Regions from separate parts of the Homo sapiens genome. Here all the other regions are linked to region 2. A link is a contact called in ENCODE Hi-C or POLR2A ChIA-PET data. All regions are on one chromosome and are shown on one strand. Each heading gives the region's core, a stretch centred on a gene start or an enhancer-like site at or near the end of the contact. The rest is flanking DNA. Distances are from core to core; before and after follow the strand shown.

Evidence for each region. Hi-C counts contacts between places; a loop is a spot of excess contacts on that map. ChIA-PET counts read pairs that join two places held with the same protein, here RNA polymerase II (POLR2A). Pooled maps may share reads with other maps.
Region 1: a loop to region 2 is called in a map of CD4-positive, alpha-beta T cell, with 28 times the contacts of the local background. The contact joins the promoter of SPCS3 here to the promoter of CBR4-DT in region 2. A Hi-C loop is called at or near these places in 2 of 168 maps with a recorded cell type or tissue (CD4-positive, alpha-beta T cell and CD4-positive, alpha-beta memory T cell) and 6 of 50 pooled maps.
Region 3: a map of B cell shows a loop between it and region 2 (40-fold over the local background). The contact joins the promoter of TMA16 here to the promoter of CBR4-DT in region 2. A Hi-C loop is called at or near these places in 1 of 168 maps with a recorded cell type or tissue (B cell) and 7 of 50 pooled maps. POLR2A ChIA-PET finds 5 or more read pairs at or near these places in 2 of 52 experiments (AG04449 and CD8-positive, alpha-beta memory T cell).
Region 4: a loop to region 2 is called in a pooled map, with 3 times the contacts of the local background. The contact joins the enhancer-like site here to the promoter of CBR4-DT in region 2. A Hi-C loop is called at or near these places in 3 of 50 pooled maps.

The regions. Positions count from the first base shown.
Region 1 is chr4:176,318,614-176,321,313 of GRCh38, reverse strand. It overlaps SPCS3 (signal peptidase complex subunit 3), which reads right to left and starts at 1,348. Exons shown (of 5, transcript NM_021928.4): 1 at 1,095-1,348. The coding sequence starts at 1,237. SPCS3-AS1 (SPCS3 antisense RNA 1) reads left to right here and starts at 804. Exons shown (of 4, transcript NR_186171.1): 1 at 804-1,169. RefSeq lists silencers at 635-714, 745-814, 935-1,054 and an enhancer at 1,037-1,537.
Region 2 is chr4:169,009,079-169,011,778 of GRCh38, reverse strand. It overlaps CBR4-DT (CBR4 divergent transcript), which reads right to left and starts at 1,350. Exons shown (of 2, transcript NR_185919.1): 1 at 1,323-1,350; 2 at 719-995. CBR4 (carbonyl reductase 4) reads left to right here and starts at 1,524. Exons shown (of 5, transcript NM_032783.5): 1 at 1,524-1,831. The coding sequence starts at 1,690. RefSeq lists enhancers at 1,145-1,474, 1,574-2,523.
Region 3 is chr4:163,493,346-163,496,045 of GRCh38, reverse strand. TMA16 (translation machinery associated 16 homolog) reads right to left here and starts at 1,356. Exons shown (of 7, transcript NM_018352.3): 1 at 1,242-1,356. The coding sequence starts at 1,244. LOC124900805 (a long non-coding RNA gene) reads left to right here and starts at 822. Exons shown (of 2, transcript XR_007058354.1): 1 at 822-884; 2 at 1,150-2,700. RefSeq lists enhancers at 780-929, 960-1,099, 563-1,465.
Region 4 is chr4:163,543,231-163,545,930 of GRCh38, reverse strand. It overlaps MARCHF1 (membrane associated ring-CH-type finger 1), which reads left to right. Exons shown (of 10, transcript NM_001394959.1): 9 at 188-335. Among named protein-coding and RNA genes, the nearest start is that of TMA16, 50 kb to the right of the region's middle. Within about 2 kb of position 1,375, at least 4 of the 41 ENCODE cell types and tissues checked have a DNase peak (open chromatin) inside an H3K27ac peak, as active enhancers do.

The DNA of each region.
Region 1 (2,700 bases), core at 99-2,598, 7.3 Mb before region 2:
AACAACAGCTAACATCTGTTCAGTGTTTAATATGCACCAAGCTCTTCTAACCCTCACAGGGCTGACAATGGCAGTGCTGATGTCCACCCCAGGTCTATTCGAACAATATCTAACAAACATCAGTACAGTAATTTAAAAAAAAAAAAAAAAGGTGGGGGGAGAAGGCTCGCTATTTGATAACTGGCTTCTTGGCGATTCTGACAAAGAAATAAACTAAGGTTAAAGAACTTGTGTAAGACGGAAATAGAGTAGAAGGGTATGAGAACAAGAGATGGAAAAATACGACGATTAAAGACAAAAGTGCCAGAGAATAAAATCAAGGACAAAATAGGCAATAGCGAAATGGCACTGTCATTTCGAACTGCATTTTTTGGCGTTTTCGCAGACTTCTTCAAGTGGTTGGCAAAAGAAAAAGAAATAAAGAAACCCAACAAAACAAAAATCTCGCTGTATCAGAAGGCTAAGATGCTTAATTCTCTCAGTGCCCAACATCTCTGGCCAACTTCAAAGCAGCTCCAACTGTTTACTGCCTTCTGAAGGTGCAAAGGCAACAACTGTAAAGGGAATGTCAAACAGGGCAAACTCGGGTGATGAATGACACAAAGACAACCCCGTCCTGTGGCCTCCAGAGCCGCCAGGAAACCCCACGGAAGCCCGACCCAGAGCGCGGCGGCAGCGCCTGGAGGGCCTCGCATGCGGACCACGAGCGGCACCGGACGCGCGGGAGGCGCCAGCCCAGGCGGGCGGCGGCGCCGGCTCTGCTGTTGTGTTGCTCCCTCATTGGCCAGGCGTGGGTGGAGGGAAGTGAGGAACAGGAAGCAAGCGGAGGCACCGACCTGAGGAACGCTCAAAATTAAAATTTAAGAGCAAGCCCGGGAATTTACGGTGGAGGGGTGCAAGTTCCGAGGGGACGCCGGAAAAGCCTGCGACGTCCACCCCTGACGACCGCCCTCGGGGGCGAACTGCCGCTCAGGAGGGCGATCCGGACGCCCTGCCCGCGGCCCCGGCACGGCAGCCCCGGCGCGGCGGCCCGGCTTCGGCTTCCGCCCCAGCCCGGTCCCGGCGTCCTGCACCGCCGGCCCGGCCTCACTCACAGCATGATCCGCGAGACGTGCAGCCGCACCGGGACGCTCCTGTCTTTGAAGGCGGTGGTGATGAAGCAGCCGAAGGTGAGCGCCGCCATCACGCTCAGCGAGAAGGCGAACAGTGAGTTCGCCCGCGACAGCACCGTGTTCATCGCGATCGTCTCCCACGAGTCCGGACTCCACACGCACACCCAGGCTCCCGTTCCGGCGGCGGACCGGCTCCCTGCGATCCGCGCCGTCTGCGGTGCGCGCGTTCCGGGAGCGCGCGCCGCCGCAGCCCCGCCTCCTTTCCGGTCCTCCGACGCGAGCGCGCGCGCGCCCGCTTCCCGAAACACACCCACAGCGCGCACGGGGCGGCGCGGAAAGGGAGAGACTCAGCCGCGGGCCCGCCCCTCCGTCGCGGCCTAACGCCGCCACCAATCAGCGACGAGTGAGGGAGGGGCGGGGTTTGTTGTGGAAGACCCACCCCCTCCTCTTCTAAATTGCTTCTCCGACCTTTGGGTTCAGAGAATTGGGAACCGGTCGTTCGCTGTCCTTTTTCGGTTCTTTGGTCAGAGGTCTGGGACTGCGACTTCTTGATTACTTATGTACCATTTATTTTCACTTGAAACCGGCAGCAAGTTAAGGTGGTTTAGAATCTGTCCTGACGGGTGGCGTTTGGAAGCAGCACTTTACAAAACGCCTGGTCCTCTCCCTTCTTTGTCAAACCTGGTCAAAGTTAGGACTTGAGCTTTTTTTGGAGGATCTGAGGAGCAGTGGGGAGTGGGGAATTAGCCGCCCAAGTCCTTAAAGCTGTCACGTGCATCAGTATTTCCACCTCCAACGTCAGTCCAATTCCTATTAATGCTTTGCTTTGTATGGATAGCTAAAGATGTTTTAGAAGATAAGGGTTGAGGCTACCGATCCTAAGTATTTGCATTTTAACATGGTGATTTCTGATAAATAAAAGGATAACCTTTCTGGGTTCTTAGGAGCAAAGAAGATAATGGCTGCGGAATTGCTCTACAGCATAATGTATAAGAATTTCGTTGGGTCATTAATAAATAATGCAATTATTTTATCACATTTTCAATATCCTGAAGGGCATTAGGGTTCAAACCGAGCCAATCCTGACTCTGATTATACTATCTGCCAAAACCTTTGTTCCTTTCACAGCTAAGGGTTTTTATAAAAATGGATTCAGGGTCTGCTGAAATAAATTTTTTTTAAAAATTTCAGTCCATAAACCAAACAAAAATATCTGTCCTGGAATGTGATCAGGAACAAACCAGAAAACTGTGAACATCTGATCTTGATACTGGCTTATGTTGTCTCTTGTTAAGCTTTTGCTTCTTTGCATTATTCATGACCATTCAATTAATTTTTGTATAGCCATACAGGTAGGATTATTACCAAGTGCCTACCGTGTACCAGGAATAGTTCTAAGCCTTGAGAATACAGCACTAATAAGGCAGACTCCCTGCTCAAATAGAGCCAACTAATGAAAAATCGATAAAATAGAGACTAAAGAGAGATCCTTAGTTGCGTTTAAAATCTTAGTTTTTAACTTCCAGGCTGGCACAGTTTGTTAACAAAAAAAGAAAAAAAAGGATTTTTATTGAATGCCATCTATACT
Region 2 (2,700 bases), core at 101-2,600:
TTTAATAAAGTCTAATAGATGCTATGAAAACAGCCTTACAATCTCTTTTTCTTTTCATGAAGCTCACTGTCTACTACAATGCTTAGTGTGCCATTTAGGAGGACCTATGAGGAGGGAGTTTTGCTCAGGCTTCTCTGCTGCATAACCAGGAGGCTGATTTCTTACAGAAATTACCACTTGTAATTATATTTCCTTTGTTGCTTTCGCTGGCAGGAAACTCTAAGTTTATGAATCTCTTCTTTAATACTAAATAGATTCTTATAGCATGACTTTATTCGTATTTTTTCCACTGACCTAATTTATTGTTCTGGCCTTGTGGGAGAAGGGGCAGTGGTCCTCTTTGCCTTTTAAATTCAAATACTCATGTATTTTTGCAAACCATTTCAAATCTTTTTTTGGATCTAAATGGAATAGGAATAACAAATTTAAATTAATGCTCAACTTGCTTATTTATAGACTTTTTGCTCTTGTTTTCCTTTTTTCAAACCTCATCCAGCCCTCAAATCCAGCTTTTCCATGCACCCCTTCATTCTTCACTGATCTCCATTTTCTCGGAGCTCTTGTGTTAATATAATTTTGCATTTTACTAAGTATGATTTTGGATACCTCCTAGTGTTTCATGTGTATTAGTCCTGTAGTTCTGGGTTGTAGTTTTTTTAGTGGTAGGGACCATGGCTCATACTTTTCTGAATCTAGTAAAATAATATTGTATCAGAAATGCTTTCTGTTTACACTATAATTGTAACAAACATTGAATTTTTTAGCTTATTAACTCTCAGAGCACCCAGTACATCTTATTTAGAATTGCAGGAACCCATTTTTGTTTCTCTACAGCAGCCGAAGCTTGTTTCATAGATCTTGCAAGACTATTCAATCATTCAGTTAAAATTCCTTGACCTCCTGCTGGATGATGTTCGACAGGGCATTCATCTTCACGACACCCTTCGCGATGAATGGTAACATCTGGGCGGGTAGAGGTCCATTTCTACAGCAACCTGGGGGAGGAACAGGTAGGGTAGGTTTTGGTGTGGGTGCGATTCTTGGGGACTTCTTCAACAGGTAGGACATCAAGTCTGTAGCCAAAACAACACCTGGGCGAAGGGCAAATACCGGAGCCCCGACCGGCTCACGCCCAGTAATGCTTTCTCTGGGTTCTAACTACGTGATCAGGTCGTCTTGGTTTGCCAGGGAAAGCCCAGCGTCTTGACAACCCTGTCAGTTCCGAACAAACCGGGTCGATTGGTCACCGGGGCTCGAATCCCGACTGATATGACCCAGCGGGGACAGAGGATCCCCCTCAGTGCCACAAGTACATTCCCCACCGAGCAGCGCGCCTGCGCCAGTTGCTCTCATGCGTCAAGACTACAGGTCCCAGCAAGCATCGAGGCCCTCTCCAGGCCATTCTTCCGCCGGCGGGGAGCTCTCGTCGGCGTATTTGTTAGGTGTGGCGCGGAAGAGTCCGTGCGTGATGACGTCGACGCGGCGACGTCGAGCTCTTCCTCCTTTTCACGGCGTCTTGCATTACTATTGTGCGGCTGCAGGAGGTGTCGAGCGGCGTTATTTTTTTTTGCGGTTTGCCTTTTTTTTTCTTTTTTTTTTTTTTGGAACCGCGGTTGTTTAAAAGCCTGAGGGAACCTGGAGAGGGGCTCCCACTCCCTACCCTCTTTCCTCCGAGTTTGTGACTCCGAGATGGACAAAGTGTGTGCTGTTTTTGGAGGCTCCCGAGGCATTGGCAGAGCTGTGGCCCAGTTAATGGCCCGGAAAGGCTACCGACTGGCGGTCATTGCCAGAAACCTGGAAGGGGCCAAAGCCGCCGCCGGTGACCTCGGCGGTAGGTACCAAACTGGAGTTGTCCAGTTGTATGGCCGCGGTCCAGGCGCCTAAAGAAAATCTCCTTTGTAAAAAGAGCGGGTCTGGCCTTTAGGGCTCTAGGGTTACTCGATGTAGCCGCGTGCAGGCGCTCTCCCGTTCCAAGGGTAGAATGCGTCTCGTGCAGAAACCCGCGATCTCCCTATGCCTCGCAGAATGCCGGCCACGCAGCTTGCCGCCGAGGGCTGAACACTTGGGGTGTTCTTTGAGACCTCGTAGTCTTTTGAGGCCCCGCTATACGCACCCTCCGCCCTGCGGCTAGTGCTAACGCTGAGGAGCTTCCCTGTTGTGGGAGAGAGCCACGTAACAGTTTACTTTTAATGTAGGGAAAAGGGCGAGTTCTCGGCCCCCGGAGACAGGGCTGGGTCGAAAGGAGTTCAGGCAGGAAAGGTGGGAGTGCAGGTACCAACGGCTCCCTTCAGTTTTGCCCAAGGGCCGTGCCTTGGCCCTGCGCGAATGCACAAAGCAGTGTTTGATAGAGAAACCCTTTTGAGTACCAGCCAGTTTTGAGATATACCTGGTTTGCTTTAATGTTATTAAATTGTTTTGGTGAGTTTTGCAAATGGACAATTGAACTTTGTTCTGCCAAATTCTTTTTTATTGCATTTAAACTTCAGGGTTTTTTATTTCCGGCTTATTATGAATGGATTAGTCATTTTGTGAATATAACTCTTCATTGAGTTTAGGGAGAAATAGGACGTTAGATCCGAAGATGCTATTTGTTTAATCACCAGAATGGACAAAATTATACTTCATTTACTATCAGGGAGGCATGGGGAGAATAGAGGCCTAGGGGTGCGTCTTGTGGCTCTTACTGTTTTTGTGTATCTG
Region 3 (2,700 bases), core at 107-2,606, 5.5 Mb after region 2:
CTGATAAAAAGTGAAGCTCTGATAGTCAAGGACAACTACAGTCAAATACCAATCTATCTCCCCAATCACTCAAACACAATGAGATGTAATTGCTTTCATATTCCACTCTGAAAAGGGGAAAAAAACTAACACTATAAAGAGTTGGAAATCCCACAAGCAAAGTGACAAGCAAACACTGAATTTACACAAATGTGTACAATCTAAAGTACAAAATATGCGTCAGCAGTGGATCAAAATAAAGCACAAAAAACTCGCGAAACAACGAAAGAACCAGACTGTAAGACAAAAATGGCATACAATGAAAAGAGAAAAAAATGAAAAGAAACAAAGAGGCCACATTGTGGACACAATATCGTAACTTCTGACCAGATTATAAACTTTTAAAATTTTGCTTTTATTAAAAATTAATTGAAAAAAATTTATAAAGCATGTTTCTATGCAAGAATTACTCTCAAGAACACAACGATTACGTAAAAAATAGGCAAGAAACAACATACTGTTTCAAAATACAAATATATGTAGTAACTATAAAGAAAAGTAGTGAAATTATAAATACAAAACTTAGATAATGTTTGCTTCTTAAGGTTTCCTGAAAGTTCAAAGAAGGTAACACAGGGCTTTCAAAGGCTATGTTTTATTTCTTAAAACTACAAAATGGGTAAACGAGAATTCCTGAAACTGTTCATCTTTACACTTGAAATGTGCTTTAGTAACACTCTTTTGTATCTACTCAGTTTTTAATAAAAACAACAAAACTGCTTCAGTGCCCTGGAGCGAATGGGGGCGTAACGGCAGGATTCAGGGCACTAACGAGAGGTGAACGGACGCCGAGGAAGAGGCGACTAAGCCCACATACTGAGTCTACCCAGGCCAGAGAGGCAGAGGTGTGTAGGGCCAGCGATCTCAGAAGTTTTGCCAAACTCCTCGATGCGTTACAATGGAAAGGTGCCGGGTTTCCCCCAGGAAGTAGTGACTAGCGAGAAGTTAGGCACAAGGCAAAGAGGAGCAAGGCGACGTGTGAGCACTTCAGCACTCGGACGCGGAACTCTAAGGTCCAGGCGTTGGGCCTGGGACTCGCCTCCCAGAGGCTTCGCCCCGCACCCCGCACACTCCCTGAAAATAAACACTTTGCATCCTCCCCTCTCCTAGGTTCCCGAAACCGCACCCTCCCTCTCTGCCTGCTCAACAAGAGCCTTCCGGGGAACCAACCGAGCGGTTCGGGGGAGCAGGAGGGGGCCCACCATGGTGACGTCCTCGTGGCCACGGAGCAGCTCCGCACTCTAGACCCAGGTAATCTCACCAACCGCAGGAGCAGCAGCTCACAAGAGCACCCGGGCCGAATCCCACGTGGCGCCTGAGAAGCCCGCGCCGACCCAACCGGAACAGGAGAGGCGAGTGCGTTTCTCTAAAGCGTCCCCGTTAACTGAGACCGCGTCTTTTTCGCCCGTGTTGGGCTTTTAAGCTCTAGCCCAACGGACAGCCAGACCTGCGTGCTCGCCGGGAGCGGCGGAAGGGAGCTTGCGGCGGGAGGCTGAACTCTGCCTGGTGCTGAGTGCGAGGCTGGGGATTGGAGCCCGGGTGGAGACGCTACACGCTTCCGGCCCCAAGAGCGGAGCTTGCCCATCTGTCCCAGAGCACGACTCCAGAGCGCAGCAACCTCTTCAGACAAGAGGTTCCCTCTTGCGGGCTCCCGCATCTCAGGGGCTGGGACCCTCTCAAAAGGGCCGCTCGGTGTTGGCTCCCCGGAGCTCTTGCACGGCACAGGCTCCTGCCCTCCGCTTTTCCACGTACTAGATTACCTTGGGCAAGTCCTTTCCTGCACTGAGTCTTTTTTTGCCCTGCCCTGCCCTGCCCTGCCCTGCCCCGCCCCGCCCCTCTTCTCTTTCCTTTCTTTTCTTTTCTTCTTTCCCTCTTTCCCGCCTTCCCTCATTCCCTCTTTCTTTCTTCCTCCCGGGTTCAAGCGATTCTCCTGCCTCAGCCTCCCGAACAGCTGGAATTACAGGCCTCCGCCACCACGCCCGGCTAATTTTTTTTTTTTTTTTTTTTTTTTGTATTTTTAGTAGAGACGGGGTTTCGCCGTGTTGGCCAGGCTGGTCTCGAACTCCTGATCTCAGGTGATCCGTCCGCCTCGGCCTCCCAAAGTGCTGAGATTACAGGCCTGAGCCACCACGCCCGGCCGAGTCTTAGTTTCTTTATCCGGAAAGGCCACTTCCTCATATTCAAGGCCTCTGCCAACCCAGTTTTTGTTTTCTTCTCACAGCATGTGAGAGTCTTTGTTTCACCCATACATGTTAGAATTCCGTAGACAATGTAATCATTCAAAAACTATTTATTGAATGCCTACTGTGTGCCTGGTACTGGGGATACTCCAACAATATCCCTCACTCAGCTCATTTTCCAGGGGATGGAGGCATGTAAAAATATTATTTCAAATAATATAAGTACTCTAATAAAAATTAGCTGGCGGGGGCATGTAGAAAAGCTGTTTTACACATGGTGGTCTCTATAAAGTCCTCTTTTAGAAGTGATAATTGAGCAGAGACCGGAATTGTAAGAGAAAACTAGGCATGGGAAGAAGCTCCAGGCAGGGTGAAGCTGGTGTGCCTTGATATGTGTGTGCAGCTGTTAACAGTTGAGGGTAGTTGGCTAGGTCCTTGGCGTTTTGAACAAATAATTGGACAAAACACACAAATAAAGCAA
Region 4 (2,700 bases), core at 126-2,625, 5.5 Mb after region 2:
TGTAACTCTCTAGGTTATAATTTCATATCTCTCTAAACATGAAGACTTATTTGAATATTACAGTGTCATCTGAAATTGCAGATATTTACTGTTTTTCTTCCATTCATGATCTGTGTCTGGGAAATAAAAGAGGAGCAAAATTTCCTAGTTTGCAATTCAGTTTTGTGTCCTTCATTTCTGATTGCAGTGGGAGAAACTACAGATGACCACAAGTGAAAGGAGGAAAATATTCTGCTCTGTCACATTCCACGTAATCGCGATCACCTGTGTGGTTTGGTCTTTGTATGTATTGATAGACCGGACAGCGGAGGAAATCAAGCAAGGCAATGACAATGGTAAGAGCACATCTTTCTTCTTACCCTCTTGGATCCTAAAGACAATACTCAGAGGTGGATAGGGAAGTTATTTCCCCAGGTTAGGCCTTCATCATGTATGATACACTAGAAAAGCTAGTATTTGCTATTGATTCTTCCCTAATCATGTTATTGATTAAAATACTCTGATTAAAAAGCATTAACTATATGGAGTCCCAAGCTGAGATGTGAAATTCATCAAATCCATATAAAACTTAGTGGCAGTTACACACAAATGGCACACACCACTTCGGGCTTTTTGGGAACTGAATAAGGATCAAGTTCTGCCTGATGTGAAAAGGCAAATGGCTGTAAAAATGAAGGTTTCTCATTTTATTTAATTCACTCTAGTCATCTCTCCTTTAAAGCATGAAGGAGATGGCATTCCAGTAGAGAATGTGTTATAGCTCTTTAGTTAGTACTATATAGTTTGATAGAGTGGGTTAGCACCATGGTTTGACATTTTAGCCATGCGAAGTTTGATTGTGAAGGATGGTGTCAAGTCTGCAAAGAAAAATGTTTCTAAATCAGTAAGGCATATTCTCACATTAAAATGGGTAAGTCACTTAAAACAGAAACAAAAAGAGAAAGCACAATGTCTATAAAATATTATTTTCATGTGTGAAAGGACCCAGTTCTGTTTCTCATTGGGCCCTATAAGTTTTCATACCTTATCCAGCCTAAATCGTTGGTGGTAAAACAGTGAGAAACATCCCCACACTCCCGCAGGAAACAGTATTTAACCACTGATGCCTCTAGAAAAGACATTGTTCAGATAGTAACATTTTGAGTTTGTAATGTTGTGAAAAATGTTTGCACATCCCTACACCCAGAGAAAAAATGGAAGAAAATGAAAGAACAAAAAAAGAGAGGAGGTAAGAAAAATATAAATAAGGAGGAGATTAAAACACAGAAAGGTTGGTTACTTCTGCATTTCTGCGTGGGGATTCATAAACACAGAAGGGGAGGCTCCATTCTCACACTCGCCCTCTAGGTGGCAGCAGCACACGCCAGCGTGCACCGCCCTGAGCATTTCAAAAAGCCGAAAGGGGCTGCGGGGATAAAGGGAAGGCCAGGACCCACGATAGGAATTGTGGATGGGGTTTCTGTGCGTCAAAGAGGGGATGGTGACAGCGTTCCAGGTGCCACTGTCCTTTTCTGGAAGAAAATGAAAGCACTACCGTGTCGAGTCTAAATGCTAGAAAAACAGTTAGGATGGGGTTTTGTGGGTTGTTTTTATGTGTTTATTTATTCCATATTAACTCATTTACATACCATTAATATCAAACTACATTGTTTGCAACTACATTATGTACTGTTTCAGAGAGTCTTGATTTTAAAATGTCACATTACATCCTTATTAAATAAGTTCCCTGAGGGTAGAACTTTCTTTTTCTTTTTTAAATCCAATGTCCTCTCTTGATATAGGTACTGGCCCAAGTAACAAACAGTGTGCTGTACATCCTGCAGTCGCATATGGATGGAAAAACAAAAAGGCATCCCCACCTCGCTTCACCCAATGTCTTACCCTAGAACTCTAGTGTTTTCCTAGCAATCAAGGGCAGACATGATACCCTTAGATTAGATGACACATTTAGAGCTCAGCATTTGAGAACCACAAATTTCCTCCAGGTAATGTAGTCTCTCCCCTCTCCCAGTGGTCACCCTCACTTGGCCTCTTTGTAGTAAACTGCAGAGCTCTTCTCCTCCAGCTACATGAGAAGGAAAGAAAATTAAGAGCCCTTCTCGTAGATGTAAGAAGAGGAAGCAATCTCACGTCATGTATACATAGACCCTCATAGACACCCATAAGAAAACCCCTCTCTTACATTTATTTTATCCAACCACATTTCTAAGACATGTGACTGAATAGCAATCATTTACCCTACAATGAACACGATGGTCTCAACTTCAGCCACAAAAATATCTCCAAAAACCAAGAAACTCATGGCTCCATGCTTTCTTCCATTTTTCTGTCTCCTTGCTCATTCTGTAGGCCCCCGCTGATAACTTCCCAAATTCATTTCCCACTCCTACTGTACTCCAACCCATACATCCACCTATCTTCTGAATGATTGTTTGAAAGTCTCAGCGTGTCGCAATGCATAATCCCCTACCACTTCTCACTCTAACACCTGTGGGAACGGCACCACTAACATCTAGTAGCCAAACCCAGATACACAGCTTTCACTCTGATCTCCTTCCTCTTCTACCTTAAATCAATCACCAAATCCTATTCACTCTGTCTCGAATGCCTCTGGAATCTGTCCATTTCTTTCCTTCCCTATGGCTACCATCCATGTGGAAACTATCATATTTTTAACTTGAAAACTGCAGAAGCTTCTTG